Linked DNA regions of Homo sapiens: region 2 is linked to region 1. A link is an interaction called in ENCODE POLR2A ChIA-PET data of the cell type or tissue named here. Cell type or tissue: OCI-LY7. All regions are shown on one strand. Links, peaks and the distances in the headings refer to the core of each region. The heading gives the core; the rest is flanking DNA.

The links. ChIA-PET counts read pairs that join two places held together with the same protein. Peaks named below come from ENCODE experiments on the same cell type or tissue, not always from the same donor. Only the 100,000 strongest peaks of a DNase experiment are listed, where the experiment ranks them.
Region 2: POLR2A ChIA-PET joins it to region 1 with 12 read pairs; 2 of 35 experiments call an interaction of 5 or more read pairs at or near these places.

Annotation. Positions count from the first base shown.
Region 1 is chr1:201,313,308-201,321,632 of GRCh38, forward strand. It overlaps PKP1 (plakophilin 1), which reads left to right. Exons shown (of 14, transcript NM_001005337.3): 3 at 1-253; 4 at 3,246-3,390; 5 at 4,265-4,472; 6 at 5,311-5,488; 7 at 6,960-7,074. Among named protein-coding and RNA genes, the nearest start is that of PKP1, 34 kb to the left of the region's middle. RefSeq lists an enhancer at 8,278-8,325. In OCI-LY7, for the core only: no CTCF peak of the experiment used is centred there; no DNase peak of the experiment used is centred there.
Region 2 is chr1:201,443,536-201,451,860 of GRCh38, forward strand. No RefSeq gene overlaps it. Among named protein-coding and RNA genes, the nearest start is that of PHLDA3, 21 kb to the right of the region's middle. RefSeq lists enhancers at 4,471-4,590, 7,661-7,780. In OCI-LY7, for the core only: CTCF peaks have their summits at 4,744 (motif pointing right) and 4,950; DNase peaks (open chromatin) are centred at 4,766, 5,296 and 7,576; H3K4me3 peaks cover 1,538 bases; H3K27ac peaks cover 845 bases.

The DNA.
Region 1 (8,325 bases), core at 14-8,013:
TCAAGGCGAGCCGCAGTGAGCCCGACCTCTACTGTGACCCACGGGGCACCCTGCGCAAGGGCACGCTGGGCAGCAAGGGCCAGAAGACCACCCAGAACCGCTACAGCTTTTACAGCACCTGCAGTGGTCAGAAGGCCATAAAGAAGTGCCCTGTGCGCCCGCCCTCTTGTGCCTCCAAGCAGGACCCTGTGTATATCCCGCCCATCTCCTGCAACAAGGACCTGTCCTTTGGCCACTCTAGGGCCAGCTCCAAGTGAGTGCTGCTGGGCTGGGTTGGGGAGCCAGGAGGGCCAGTGGGGAGACACACCCTTAGCCTGACTGCACCCTGCAAAGGGCTCCTGGGATGACAGGAGAGACATAGCTTCTGTCCCTGGGGAGTTCATTGCCCCTGGTGTAATGGACTCCCTAATGGGGAGAACCTGGCCCCATGGGCCCTTGAACTCAAGAAGTTCTTAGTGTGAAGGTGAAACAGACATTGACTGTGTAGGTTTTAAAGGTCACAGTTTATGAACAGAAAGAGGCTAATAGTTCTCAAAGTGTGTTCCTCCAACCAGCAACATCAGCATCACCCAGGAATTTGTTAGAAATGCTCATTTGGGGACCCACCCAGACCTATTGTCTCAGAAACACTGGGAGAGGGGCCCAGCAATGCATATATTAACAAGCCCTTCAGTGATTCTGATTTACACTAGAGTTTGAGAACCTCTGATCTTAGGCATGTAAATCTCTATCCATGTTCTGAAAGAGCAAAGGAATATGCCCCGGTATGGACGACGGGAATAGAATGGGTTTCAGGTTACGTTATAAGACAGGTAAATCCAAAGGACAAATAGGACAAATAGACATAAAAACTGAGGGACATGGCCTGGGTGTGGTGGCTCACGCCTGTAATCCCAGCACTTTGGGAGGCCGAGGCAGGAGCGGGTAGAGGGTGCTTGAGCTCAGGAGTTTGAGACCAGCCTGAACAACATGATGAAACCTTGTCTCTACAGAAAAATACAAAAATTAGCCAAGCATGGTGGCGGGTGCCTGTAGTCCCAGCTACTCAGAAGGCTGAGGCAAGAGAATCACTTAAGCCCGGGAGGGGGAGGTTGCAGTGAGCTGAGATAGTGTCACTGCACTCCAGCCTGGGCAACAGAGTGAGACCCTGTCTCAAACAAACAAACAAACAACAACAACAACAACAAAAACCCTGAGGGACTTCATGGGGCTTCATGATCTACTGCTACAGAACAGAGCACAACTCCTGTGCATACATGTGGAAGGCCATCACCCAGAGGAAACAAAGGAGACCAAATGGGGTGCCCCGTTAGGAGCCATAGACGCAGAGGTGTCGTGAGTGACACTGAGCCTGCCCTTCAGGGCTGGGGGCTCCCTGAACCTTTGAACTGTCCTTCATCACCACCTACTGCTCTTGTTATTTATTTATTTGGCAAATGTTTGCCGACCATCTACTACATGCCAGGCTCTTTGACAAGTGCGGGAGACACAGCCATGATAGGGACAACCCAGAGCTGTTCTGGAGCTACACAATTAACTCCTTTTCTGAGAGCCTCAGGAGCTTTGCATTCTTCATCTTTAATCCTCACACCCGCCACCAGGCAGGCATGAGTATTCCTGAGGAGAAAACAAGGCACAGAGATGTTAAGTAGTTTGTCCAAGGCCACACAGCTGGCTCTCCATCCTGTGCTCTTCCCTACTGGTACCACACTGTTCTGAAAATAAGCAGAACCCCGTTATAGAGCTAGACGTTTCCGAACTACCTGATGGCCGTAAGGCGTATTTAGGATGATCTGGAGAAGAACTAAGAAACCTCTCTGTCTTGGAGGCTGATCAGGGCAGCCTCTGGCTTCAGCTCATTGTCCCAACCAGAGGCCCTGAGTGGAGGTTCTAGGTGAGATATGGAAGGGATGAGTGTCAAGCCATTTTGGGGTGACATTTTACTGATGAATGCAGGGTGACATTCTCTCAATGCAGGCAGCAGTACTACTTACCCAGTGCCAGAGAACTCTGCACCTCGGGTGGTTTTCCTAGAAATGAAGTTGGGCTGCTATAGCTAAAACCATGGGTATTTATTGACCACCAAGTATGTCAAAGCATAAGGATAGGGCTCCCTCTTTGAATGCTGGACACAGCCAGTCACCACCCTGTGACTCTACACCAGGGGAGCTGGAGAGGTTCTTAGAAGAGAGGTTTCCCTTCCCTAGGAAGGCTTCACAGATGTGGGGCATCAGCAGGGCCAGTGGTGTGCCTTGAGGCATGCCTGAGACCTGGCCAGGGTACAGTGAAGGGGACAGTCTTGCTGGAGCAGACCCTGGATAGGGGCTGGGGAATGTTCATAGTGGAGCCGGGTTATTAGGTTAAAACATATGAAATTTCTGGTTTTATGGCTGAAAAAAGGTTGACTACAGACATTTCCTATGATTCAACCTAATACCTGCCCTTGGACATCAGGCTAAGCTGTTTAAACTTGAACCTGAAGTATGGAGAAGCCGCTGATGGTTTCTGAGCTAGAGAACAACACAGTGAACTGGGTTTTAGAACCACTTATCTAGTAAAAAGGGTATGAAATTTTAGATGGGGGAACTTGAGGAAGAAAGCCAAATATGGAAGTCCCTTGCTGCCTTTAAAGTGATCAAGATCAGGAAATTGGTGGCTATAAGAATGGGAAGAAAGGCTAGATGTGAACATTTTTGTGTAAGAGCCAGCTGGACTTGGGGATGGATAGATGGATGGATAAATGGATGGATGGATGCATGGATGGACAGATGGACGGACAGACGGACGGATGGATGGACAGATGGATGGACGGATGGACGGACGGACGGACGGATGGACGGACGGATGGATGGATGGATGGATGGATAGGATCATGGCCATTGTCTTCCATTTTCCTAATACCAGACACAAACAAGAGAGATGGCAAGGTAGGTGGGAAGCTTCCCCTCAGGGAATAGGGAGGAGTTTTTCCTCAGTGGAGAGATAACATACCTGCTAGGACATTAACTGTGACCAGGGGCTCACTATTCTCACATGGGGCAAATCCAGTGGGTGTAGCCTTCCCTCCTCTGGAGGAGAGGAGCTGTTCCCAGGGGTATTCTCCAAGTGGGCCTGGGCTGCCTTGTTCTGGCTCTCCAGAGGGCAGATGAGGCTGTGGCAGCTTAGTGTGCTGGGAGGAATTCTGAGCCCCCTCAGCAGGGCTCCCAGCCCACCCCGTAACCACCCCCACTGCCTATTCTTCACAGGATCTGCAGTGAGGACATCGAGTGCAGTGGGCTGACCATCCCCAAGGCTGTGCAGTACCTGAGCTCCCAGGATGAGAAGTACCAGGCCATTGGGGCCTATTACATCCAGCATACCTGCTTCCAGGATGAATCTGCCAAGCAACAGGTAGCTGGTTGCATACCTTCCTCCTTGGTGGGCCTGCGGAGGGCCTGGGTGTGTCAGCCTGACTCCGCTTTTAGAGATGGGTGAGGGCATCTGCAGTTGGCTTCTCTTGCCTTGCCCAGCTGCCAGGAGCCTTCGCATTGCCCAAGGTTAGAGCTGGGCATCTTAACTTTCTGCAGAGCAAAGCCCTCTGTTTAAGTGGACATTAGGCAGGTACAATTCCTCCATTGGTCATGGAAGAGACTTCAATGCCAGCCACGGGTTCAACAGAAACCCCTTTTCTCAAATCCCACTAAAGAACATGACTGCTCCTCACCTCTCAACTCCTGCCCTCCTACCTGCTTCCTCTCTCCCACTCCCCTTCTCTCTCCAGGCATCTTACGGTAGAAAACAGGCCTGTTGATGCCTCCAAAGCTTTGCTGGCAGGAAGGACACTACAGGGTTCTTCAGTTCAGCCCAAGGATGTAGTGTCAAAAATGAGTTTCCCAGAGTCCCGGATAAGTTTGTATGCATTTCTATGTCTGTGTTCTGCTTTAGGGTTTTGAAATGTATTTACATCCACTCTCTTATCAGGTCCTCACCATCATTCTCCAGAGGAAGAAAGCAGGACTCAGGAAAGAGGAGGGACCCTAGCTGAGGTTCTCCCAGCTAGGATATGGGAGCTAGGATATGGGAGCTAGGATCTGAATCCAGGTCTTTTGCCTCCGGGTCTGGGTCAGTTATCATGACCTCACACTGCTTATTTATTTTGGTTGACTTGAATATTTCTGAACTGATAGATTTTTTGGTCTGAAAAAAAAAATCACCTTTGAGTAGAGAATAACTAGATCAGCCTCATCTCCCTTGACCAGGCAGCGTGGCAACTCTTTCCTGGCAGGTCTATCAGCTGGGAGGCATCTGCAAGCTGGTGGACCTCCTCCGCAGCCCCAACCAGAACGTCCAGCAGGCCGCGGCAGGGGCCCTGCGCAACCTGGTGTTCAGGAGCACCACCAACAAGCTGGAGACCCGGAGGCAGAATGGGATCCGCGAGGCAGTCAGCCTCCTGAGGAGAACCGGGAACGCCGAGATCCAGAAGCAGCTGACTGGTAGGACAACACGGCCACCGAGAGCCAGCCTGAGGGCTGTGCAAGGCCACTGGCTATGGCCCCAGGCTGGGGTGCAAGCCTGTCTCTCCAGGCTGGGCCAAGACACAGCTGTGCAGATTTGGCCCAGGGCTAATATCCTGAGAGTTTAGTGACACTGGCCTTGGCCCAATTAGGGGTGTCCAGAGGGTGACCTTGGGTGGTGTGCACACACAAGGGGTCACCATCTTTTTGAGGTTAAAGAGCAAAAGGAGGAAGGCTGATGTCCAGGCAAGATCCATATTCCACAAGCCCTGGGATTCCCAGGTGATGGAAAGAGAGTAAGACTGAGGGGAGAAGGGGTTAACAGGCCTTAAGCACCTACCCTGTGTTCAAGAAATATGGTAGGCACTCAAGGTGGGGGGCACAAGAGGAAGAGGTCACCGTGAAGACCTAGAATTGGGCTGGGAAGATCAGACCATGTACAGAGTAATGACTGATAAGTATTTCTGGCATAACTTTCAGATGGAAAAGAGACAGCGTTAGAAGACTCCAAGTGCTAAAATTTATACTAAAAACCACTGATCAATCAAACGTTTTTTGATCACTTTCCACATGCATAATTTTGGCCTTGACAGAGAACTCTGAGATGTTCCCTGCCTGCAAAGAACCTTCAGTCTGGTTGGGGCATTGAGAAATAGCCTCATGACACAGACAGACAATAGGTTCTACAGACCAGGGCTACCTGGAAAGCGACATTTCAGTAGGGCCCATTTGCCAGAGTCCAGGCTGGGGCTGTTACCTCGGTCCCTAGGGCATCCTGAGCCTGGCACAAATTGGGTTGATGGTCTCTGACCCCCAGGGCTGCTCTGGAACCTGTCTTCCACTGACGAGCTGAAGGAGGAACTCATTGCCGACGCCCTGCCTGTTCTGGCCGACCGCGTCATCATTCCCTTCTCTGGCTGGTGCGATGGCAATAGCAACATGTCCCGGGAAGTGGTGGACCCTGAGGTCTTCTTCAATGCCACAGGCTGCTTGAGGTGAGAGAAGAGGATACATGGGGTCTTTTTGTCCCAGCCTTGGGCCCTTCCCCAGGCAGCCCCATCTCAGCCAACATTCAGCCGGTGCATAGAACATAACAGACAACCCGGCACTCCCTCTTATGGGCAGGCTCCAAGACACAGGGACTCAGGCCTTCCTAACTTCCCTGGAACTGGATAAGGCCCAGGACCCTACCACCCCCTTTGAGAGAATGCAGCGGACATTAGTCAGAAATCTGAGCTTGAAAATGCCTAGATCTGAATATCCAAACTGGTTCAACCATTTCCCTCCTCCACCCCATGAAAAAAAATGCATTTCTTGTGCTATCATCTTGAAGAGTGTTCTTTTAGACAAAAGTCTACCGATGGGTTGCTAATGAGTCACTTCCCAGCTGTGGTGTTAAAACCATTTGCCATGTTCATTGGCATGAAGATGGCACTGCTTCACCCAAAGTTGCCTAAGTTCCATACCAGGGTGTGGCAAAGCCCCTGTGGGGCTGGTGGGAGGGCTTGTTCTAGAAGCAGTGGTTTACAAGCTGGCGAAATGGGTGGGTGTGGAGGGGCGGCTGGTACAGGGCTTGGAACCCTGGAGCAGGATCCCTTTTAGGGTCTTTAATGGGGTTTGTCTTGCTTTAATGGGATTTGTCTTTCCCAACTCCTGAGAATCCCCCCAGAGTGGTGGGTGCAGCTGGCATGTGCCTCTGTGTCTCAACTTGTGTTTCTCCCTGCCAGCCTCCGGTAGCAGCCTCCAGGAAGCAGAGAGGCTGGGGAGATGAAAAGTGAGGATAATTAAGAGTTTTATGGGGTTGATGTGCTACTGGTAGCAACAGCAGCCACACCCCACCTGCACCAGGCTGATGAGCCCACATTGCTTGGGGATGAGCCCACATTGCTTGGGAGTGAGCCTACTGCTGGGGGCAGAACACAGCTTGGGTGGAGAGGGAGCTTCTGGTGCCCAGCCCGGCCACCCCCAGATCCACTTCTGATCCAGCATCAACAGGGCTTCTTCCTGTCCCACAGAAAGAGACTGGGCATGCGGGAGCTTCTGGCTCTTGTTCCGCAAAGGGCCACTAGTAGCAGGGTGTGAGCCTTGGGATGCAGCTGCGGAGGGACCGTTGCCACATGGAGCCATTGCCAGTTATAAAGTTACTGGGCAGAGTGAAGGAGGAGAAGAACTGAGTGCAAATGAGACCTCATTTCAGCCTCAGCCAGGGCCAGGCGGAATTGGCTAAATGGTTTCTCTTTCCTTCCGTTTTCATCTTTTCCTCTCTTCATTCCTTTCCTCCCTTTCCTCTTCTCCTTCCTTCCTTCTACCACAACTTCCAATCTCCACCCCGTCGTCTCCTCTCTGCCCTCCCCTCTCCTGCCTGTTCTCTCTCCTGCCTGTCCCCCACCACACTCTCTTGTCCCCACCTTCCCCGTTCTCTCTTCCCCCTTTCTCTGCCCTCTTCCACCCTCTTCTCTCCCCCAGGAACCTGAGCTCGGCCGATGCAGGCCGCCAGACCATGCGTAACTACTCAGGGCTCATTGATTCCCTCATGGCCTATGTCCAGAACTGTGTAGCGGCCAGCCGCTGTGACGACAAGGTGAGTGCATCCCCTGGTGGCACCCTGACCCCTAGGCCCAGCCCCCTACATTTTCTGGGTGCCTTTGAGGCCTGGCCCAGTGACAAGACAGGAGCACAGACTCAGGGGTGGTAGAAGAGGCATCTGGATGCAGGGCTCAGTGGTGGCTACAGGAGTGGGCTCTGGGGACAGCGTGCCCATGCAAATCCACTCTCCCTCACTTAGAAGTGGAGTAGATGCAGCTGCTTCCCTAATCTCTCTGTTTCCCGGTTCACTCTTCACTCTAATGGAAAGGGTCATAATCATATCAACCTCAAGGGTTGTCTGAAAGGCTTGATTAGTTAATAAGCAAAACACGAAGAGGGCCTGGCACAGAGGAAGCTCCCAGCGAGCATCTGCTGGCTGTGCTTCATTGGTGGTGCTGAGGCCTGTCCTGTGACCCCGAGCCCTGCCCCACAGCCCAGAGGAATCCATACTGGTGCCCCCAGGGCTTAGTGTCCCCCCTGAGATGAGGCTCCTTCTGCCACTGCTATCTTCCCACTGCCTCCCAGAAAAGCCATTGGCAGTCATCTTGCTGCCCTCTCTGGACTTCTGGACACACAGCACAGACAAACAGAAAGAAAAAAAGTTGTGGAGGGCAGATAAACAGAAGGCTGAGATGTTCCCACCATGGCAGGACAGTGGCTCAGGAGATAGTGAGGCCCAGCAGGCTCCAGATCGCCAGGGAACGGGCTGACATCACAGCACCTGGGTTCTCAGCACAGTTGCCGTAAGGAGGGATTTTATCTCCTGCTCCCTCCACTGGAAGCAACAGCAGGGCCACAGAGGAGAGCCTTGTCACTGGGCTGCTCAGCCTGCTTCCAAAGGGCAAGATGCTTTTCTGCTCTGTGTGCAATATCTCCAACACCTGTGTAACCCCAAGCCCTGGAAGTCAGATTCCCTTAGACCCCAGCAAGGGCCAAACATCATTAGGAGGGTAAATCTGCTGCCCCCAAACCCTAGTCCTTTGGAGGTTTGCCAAAGGAGATTGACAAAGATCTGAGCCCAGCTGCCATGATGAAGCCCTGGGCTCCAGGTGTTGCTGTGTTTTGTGTGGACTTAGCACCGCTGACATTGACAGCTAAGGACTGGCCCCAGGAAGAAAGAATGATGGGGGCACTAGATGGCTTTGGAATCTAGAGGCATGGGGCTTCTTCTGGAGGAGTTTGTTCTGGAAAAAAAAAAAGACACATTCTTCAATATCCCAGTCTGCCCATTGGCATGTTGTCCATA
Region 2 (8,325 bases), core at 154-8,153, 130 kb after region 1:
GTGGGGTGGGGTGAGGATGAGGAAGCACGCTCACCCATGCCTGTCTTAGGGCTCCTCTGAGTCAGGGATGCACATAAAATATATGTCTGGAAACCAAAAACAACTTAAAAACCATTCAGATCTTAACTAAAGTCCCTTTCCCCTTCTGAAAAAAAAAAAAAGTCAAAGAGGCAATTACATTCATGATGCCCAGCCTTCTCTCTGCCTCTGGATCTCACACACCAGAGCAGCTTTCCCAGCATCTTCGTCTCATTCCTGCTCCCTGCACCTGGAAGCCTCTCTCCCAGCTGTGCCCCTGCAAACCCTGCTTCCCCAGGCCCAGAGCCCATGGGAGGGAAGGAATGGGCTGAGGCAGGCAAGGCCTAGTTCCACAGAGACACTCAGGGCCAGGGAAGGATTTGATGGCTGTCCGGGGCCAGGGAGTCCAGACGGTGACCTTAGTGCAGGCGTCTGAAGCCTGAGAGAGGGGAAGGGGCAGGAGAGCAAGAAGCAGCAGGCTCTAGAGGATGATGGGTCTCACCGCGGAGCAGGCTCTGAGAAGGATAGATTGGATTTGAACAGGCAGACCGGAGGAGGGTGTGAGGACAGGCAGGTGCCATGGACTAAATGTTGTGACCCTGAAACTGTGAGGGTCACTACAACTGTGACCCTCTACAGTTTTGTTTTGTTTTGTTTTTTTCTGAGATGGAGTTTTGCTTTTGTCACCTAGGCTGGAATGCAACGGCACAATCTTGGCTCACTGCAACCTCCACCTCCCGGGTTCAAGTGATTCTCCTGCCTCAGCCTCCTGAGTAGCTGGGATTACAGGAGCCTGCCACCATGCCCAGCTAAGTTTTGTATTTTTAGCAGAGATGGGGTTTCACCATGTTGCCCAGGCTGGTCTTGAACTCCTGACCTTAGGTGATCCACCCACCTCAGCCTCCCAAAGTGCTGGGATTACAGATGTGAGCCACCCCACCCAGCCTCCCTCTAAAGTTCATATGTTGAAATCCTCACCTGCAATGTGATGGTGTTAGGAGGTGGGGCCTTTGGGAGGTGATGAGGTCATGAAGGTAGAGCCCTCATGAATGGAATTAGTGCCCTTTTGAGAAGAAACATGAGACAGATTATTTTTCTCTTGATTATGTAAGGATACAATAAGAAGACAGCCATCTGCAAACAAGGAAGAGAACCCGCACCAGACAAAGAATCTGCCAGCACCTTGAGCTTAGACTTCCCAGCCTCCTTCACAGTTTTCCAGAACTATGAGAAATAAATTGTTGTTTAAGCCACCAGGACTATGTTGTTCTGTTCTATCAGCCCCAGCTGACTAAGATTGCAGAGAAAGGCAGAGGGAGCTATGCAAGCAAAAGTTTGAAGGGGAGAAAGCAGAGGCATGGTGAGATCCTGCAACCTCTCTTTGTGGTCAGACCATAGGAGGCTGGTAGGAAGGGAGGCAAGAGAGGAAGGCTGACGTCATCGGAAAGTCTTTGAATCCCAGCTAAGTGACGTGGACCCACCCTACAGGCAAAGGCATCCTCTGATTGATTTTAGGGGATGCAGGATAATCAAACCTGAGTTTTAGGAAGGTAACTGTTGATAGCGGGGCAGGGACTGCAGGCAGAAAGGGAGGTAGGAGGAGTCAGGGTGATTCAAGTAAGCAGCAGTGATCCCTGGCCCAGGGTAGAGGCAGAGGCGTATTTATCAGATATTTATCACCCACCTGATCTCAGTCAATTTCCTTGGGGATCTCAATGCACTCATTCACACTAAAGTGTAAGTAACAAGACCTGGCTTTTACCTCCCCTGGAGCATTTATGTTTTACCAGGACAGCGTCTGGTGGTGGAAAGACAGTGGAATTTGAAGCTTTCTGACTGTTGTGCCACTAATATGGTTTGGATGTGTGTCTCTGCTCAAATCTCATGTGAAATTGTAATCTCCAGTGTTAGAGGTGGGGCCTGGTGGGAGGTGGTTGGATCATGTGGGTGGCTTTCTCATGAATGGTTTAGCACCATCTCCTTGGTGCTATCCTCGTGATAGTGAGTGAGTGATGTGAGTGAGTTATCACAAGATCTGGTTAATTAAAAGTGTGTAGGCTGGGCACGGTGGCTCACGCCTGTAATCCCAGCACGTTGGGAGACCAAGGCCGGTGGATCATTTGAGGTCAGGAGTTCAAGACCAGCCTGGCCAAGATAGTGAAACCCCATCTCTACTAAAAGTACAAAAATTAGCCAGGCATGGTAGCATATCCCTGTATTCCCAGCTGCTCGGGAGGCTGAGGCAGGAGAATTGCTTGAGCCTGAGAGGCAGAGGTTGCGGTGAGCTGAGATTGTGCCACTGCACTCCAATCTGGGCAACAGAGTGAGACCCTGTCTCCAAAAAAAAAATTTTTAAGTGTGTAGCACCTCCCCTCTCTCTCTCTTCCTCCTGCTCCCACCATGCAGGACGCCTGTTCCCGCTTTGCCTTCTGCCATGAGTAAAAGCTCCCTGAGGCCTCCCCAGAAGCAGATGCTGCCATGCTTCCTGTACAGCCTGTGGAACCATGAGCCAATTAAACCTCTTTTCTTTACAAATTACCCAGTCTCAGGTATTTCTTTATAGCAGTGTGAGGACGGGACTAATACAGCTATCAACAAACCAGGTGACCTTGGTCGGATTATTTATCCTCTCTGAACTTCAGACTCATCTATAAATGGGAACAATGACACTACCATCGCAATTGTTGTGAAGGCCAAATAAGATAATGTCAATGAAGAGAGCCCTGTGAATCATCAAGAGAGACGTTGGCCTTTTAATGAAACTGAATGAATAAAGTATTCATGGTAGAAGTTTCAGGCATGAGCAGCGAAGATGAGGCTGGTGATGTGTCTGTGTGTACTCCTGGAGGGATCCCACCTTCAGGCAGCTGACCCCCACATGAAGCTTAGGGGCTTCAGGAGAATCAACACGAGAGCTTATACACCAGGGAACAGTATTAACTGCAATTGCTACAATGCCACACTTGACATATTCAAGCCTTGGAGAAAAACTGTAAGTACGGTAGATTCTTGTTATTTGGGTAGTTACATTCTATAAAGTCTCTGGGAACCCAGAATTAGCAAGTACTGACCAATTGCTCCTAGTGGAAATACAGGATTATGTTCTTGCAAGCCTGTGATCACAATGTTTTTTATCAATTTTTAAAATTAGTTTGTGACTGGGCATCGTGGCTCACGCCTGTAAGTAATCCCAGCACTTTGGGAGGCCAAGGCAGGCAGATCACTTAAGGCCAGGAGTTCGAGACCAGCCTGGCCAACATAGCAAAACCCTGTCTCTACTAAAAAATACAAAAATTAGCCGGGTGTGGCACATGCCTGTAATCTCAGCTACTTGGGAGGTTAAGGCACGAGAATCTATTGAACCCGGGAGGTGGAGGTTGCAGTGAGCTGAGATCACACCACTGCACTTCAGCCTGGGCGACAGAGAAGACTCTGTCTCAGATAGATAAATAAATAAATAAATAAATACATAAAATCAATGTATAACCTTGTATTATATGTGTTTCTGTTTAAGGACACCTTATTTAGGCATTGTGGCACTTGTCTGTAATCCCAGCACTTCAGGAGGCCAAGGTGAGGCAGGAGGATCCCTTGAACTTAAGAGTTTGAGACCAGCCTAGGAAGACCTCGTCTCTACAAAAAACTTTTTAAAAATTAGCCAGGCACAGTGGTGAGCACCTGTGGTCCCAGCTACTCAAGAGGTCAAAGTGGAAAGATCTCTTGAGCCTGACAGGTCAAGGCTGCAGTGAGACGTGATGGCACCAGCTCACTCCAGCCTGGGTGACCAGAGTGAGGCCCTCTCTCAAAAAAAAAACAAAAAGGTGTCATATTTAATATTTATTGTTGATTCACTAACATTGAACTCACAGCCAACAGACTATAACTCATACCTGCACAAAGCTTATCTAACACATAGATTTTCTCCACAAGGCACATCACAGCCTTCTTGCACTAAGGAACGCCAGACAGCACTTCAGCACTATGCTTGGTGGCAATTTTGAACAGTAAAATCACCAACAAAAACCACAGATATGAAAAAAAAAAAAGGCACTAAATAGACCAAGAAAAGGACCCTTGCTTACTGGATGAGAACTGAAATGAGAAGCCAAAGTGTCATCTTATTTGTCTCAAGTTTTTTGACACTCTGTATAGCTGCCAGCGATCACAGCTCCACAAGTATTGATGTGGGGGTTACAAATAAATTTCAGCAAGTACACTCAGTTGCAAATATGAAATCCACAAATAACAGGGACCAACTCTGTTGCTCTCATCATTCTACAGAGCAAGAAACTGAGGCTTATCAAGATAAACATCTTGCACCCAGCCAGCAAATGGGAGAGCCAGGATTCAAACCCCATACATGAAGCTTCCACGCCCAGGATGTTAGCACTATTGCACACTATTGCTTCTTATTTCACAAATAACTCCCTGAGGCCCAGAGAGGTTGCTGAATCACCTAAGGTTCCACAGGTGCTGGGGGCAGTGTGGGGGCTGATCCCAAGCCCTGGATCCATGGACCCTCCCTTTCATGAACTGCCTGACCTGCCTGTGTTGTGCCATCTCGCCTCTCATAATCTTTCTCTCCGCCCCCACCCAGGGACCCTGGGAACAGTTTAGGGAGTGGGGAGCTGGGGTCAGACGAGTCATCCTGTGGGATGGAATCTGACTGCTCCTTAAGCAGCTCAGGCAGACATCTAGGTGGGTGAGTGCAGGTTAGGCCACCAGGGGGCAGCCCCACCCTCCCCGCACCCTACATCCGGCAGCTCCCAGCACACACAGGGCGCGCCTCGACCGCCAGAGTGGTCCAAGAAAAGGCGAAAGGACAATGGGGTAATTGATGCAAATGCACCATGAAAGACAAATTGTTCAGATGAAGTGCATTCCGGGCTCCTGCCAAACGCCCAGGGTGTGTGGAATTTCAAGGAAAAGCTGAGTACATTTAGGCCGTCTGGCTGGGCCACTGTGCCCCCTGACCCAGCTTCCAGCCTGAGCCACAGCTCCCTTCCCTGGAATGTTGCAGGCTTGGCCTGGGCTCCCAGCGGCTGACCCTGGCATGGGGGTGGGGGGGCAGTGGGAAGGGACGGAGCAGGTGGTGTGATGGGAGGACCCTGACCTTTACTGCAAAAAGGACCCTGGCACCCACGCTTTCAGACGGCCTTCGGGCCTCTCGAATAAATTCACCACACATACTCCATCCCCACTCCCAGAGCTGCTGTGAATGCTGGCACTTCCTCTTACTCCCTGGGTGGCCTCAGGTAAAGCCTTCCTTCTCTTTGAACCTGTTTTCTCATCTGTAAAATAGGGGTAATCATCTTTTGCATTTATACCCTACAGGGTTGTGAGGATCAAATGAGAAAGGTCAGGAAACTTCTGTTCCTTTCTATTCAAAGAAGGCCACTTCTCAAGCTCCACAAGAAGCCACCCAGAGCAGCCAATCTCCTGCCTCCCCCAGACTCCAGAAACCCAAAACTTGCTACCCAGCCTCACCCCTGGCTCCCTGGAGACCTCTGGGTGACCCTGGCCCCAGCACTGGCCCTGTAGAAAGACTCTCAGCCTCCCTCCCATCACAAGATCTGAACTTCCGACCACCCCCCAACGCAGAGAGGGTGGAGCAGGATCTGAAGCTGAGGCCTGCACAAGGGCCCCTTGTCCTGCTGGGCAGCCTGGCACGATCTGTCCTGTCCCAAGGAGGCTCGCTGGGACTATTGTCTTTGTGTTGTGGCTTGGGGGAGGGGCAGATCATGGTTCATCAGGGCCAGGCCAGAGGGACGAGGCTCACACTCCAGCCCATCTCCTGGAGTGGCAGGTTTTGATACCTTCCTCCCACTCCACAATGGCCAGACATGTGCCAGGATTTGTTCTGGATCCTTCCAGGCTGCTGGGTCCCATTGTTAATCAAGGTGCCTCCGCACCCTGCTTCCTGCCATTGCCTGCCTGAAAAAGCTCAGTTTCCATCTTCTATCTTGATAATCCCCATCCCATCCTTGTTCCTTCCCTGTCTTTATTATATGAATTATTTACTAAATCATGCAATGCACCTAACAGAGTACTGACCCACAATTACCTTTCAACAAAATGCTAGTACTGCCCAGCTACCATTCCAAGTCACTCAGGATAAGGATTTATTTTATTATTATTTTTATTTTATTTTATTTTATTGAGATGGAATCTCGCTCTGTCACCCAGGCTGGAGTGCAGTGGCACTATCTTGGCTCACTGCAACCTCTGCCTCTGGAGTTCAAGCGATTCTCCTGCCTCAGCCTCCTGAGTAGTTGGGATTACAGGCACTCACCACCATGCCTGGCTAATTTTTGTATCTTTGGTACAGACGGGGTTTCACCTTGTTGGACAGGCTGCTCTCGAATTCCTGGCCTCAAGTGATCTACCCACCTCGGCCTCCAAATGTGCTGGGATTACAGGCGTGAGCCACCACGCCTGGCCGAGGATTTATTAGTAAAACTCCCAAGCCTTTGCTCTGGACCCCATATTCCCATTTTTGCTCCCTTTCCCTCCTGTTGGCCCTACTTCTTCTACGGTGCCTTCAGCGTCTTCCTGCAGCTGTGCCAGGGCCAGTTTTCAGGTCCCACAGACCTGAGCTCTGATCCCAGCTCCCACACTACACAATCTGCAATTTTGAGCAAGTTACATATTAAACTTCCCTGATTCTTAATTTCCTTATCCACAAAGTGAGAAGGGATTATCTCTGCTACAGGGGGCAAGTAAGATCAAATAAGATAGTGGTCATGAAAACCTCATGAAAATTTATTACCAGGCCACACAGCAGAGATTTTATTACAATCATCAACGTGCTAATGGATGGCCTTCCCACCCACCTGGAGATAAGAGTATCCTCTTCCAGCTTCTTGGAGACTATAATAATAATTATCCTTATTATTATTAGGTGTGTAATGACTTAACTTTACTGAGAATTTTCACACCCTTCAAAATGTTACAACATTCCCAAAGAGATCCTGTGTTAGAAGAGGTAGGGGAAGAAAAATAATTTTGGAAAGCTGGAAACTTCCAGCATCACTTGGGTCATTTACAAATAATTTGTTTTCTGCCAGAGATAACCAAGGTCCTCACATCCTGGACACTTACAGTCTAGCAAGGAGAGGGCTGCTAGATTTCAGCAGCCCCGCCCTGGGGCCAGTGTACAGTTATTTCCAGTGGGTCCGGCGTTCATCCCAAAGCCCAGTATAGTCTGGGGCTAGACAAAGGCCTTTCGGATGCCAGCGACGACCAAAGAGGAGGCTCATGCACCCCAGGCAACACCCTTCCTGCCCTGGTCCTGACAGCCACACCAAGGGTTAACCAGACCCAGCCCTTCCTGGCTACTGGCAGGACAGGCAGGCTTAAGTCCCCTCAATAAACAATAGTGGGGCCACTTGCCAGCACCACACACATGAGCAAAAACTCTGCTTGGACCTGAAGAGCCCCCTCACCCCACCCCTTCCCAGCTGCTCAGGCCCAGGGAGGGGTTCGCAGTTCTGGAAAGGGTTAAGTCTGCAGGAGGTGCCTGGGACCCAGCTGTTTCCTGTGGGCAGGGGCGGGGGATTTACAGCCTCCCCCACCGTGGGGCTACCAAGCCTGTGTTGGGGAAGGATGCCTCTGAGTCCTTGCTCTGAGGCCAGACTCCCGTCATGCAGCCAGGGCCTCCCACGCAGGCGCCAGCAGAAAGGAGGGGGCAGGAAAGAGGAGCCTCGGGATCCAGGAGAAAGCAGGCTGGCCTCTGCAGAACAAAATGGGCAGATGGGGAGCTGGCCCTGTCAGTCCCGGGCCTCACCTCATTTGGAGACGGTAGCCTGTGGCAGGGAAGTTGGTCTGGGAGTTCAGGCACTAGGCTTCCATTTCAGGTGAAAATGTGATGTTATGCTGCTCTGTGCCTCGGTTTCTTCCCTGCTGGGCACACCCTTGGTGGCAGCCCCCACAAAGTGTCCACTTCCTTTATTTCTTTTTTTTTTTTTTTTGAGACAGAGTCTTGTTCTGTTGCCCAGGCTGAGTGCAGTGGCACAATCTCAGCTCACTGCAACTTCCGCCTCCTGGGTTCAAGCAATTCTCCTGCCTCAGCCTCCTGAGTAGCTGGGACTACAGGCGCATGCCACCATGCCCGGTTAATTTTTGTATTTTTAGTAAAGATGGGGCTTCACCATATTGGCCAGGTCTCGAACTCCTGACCTTGTGATCCGCCTGCCTCCGCCTCCCAAAGTGCTGGGATTACAAGAGTGAGCCACCGCGCCCAGCCAAAGGGTCCACTTTCTAATCCCGGGAACCTGTGGATGTTACCTCATATGGCAAAGACTTTGC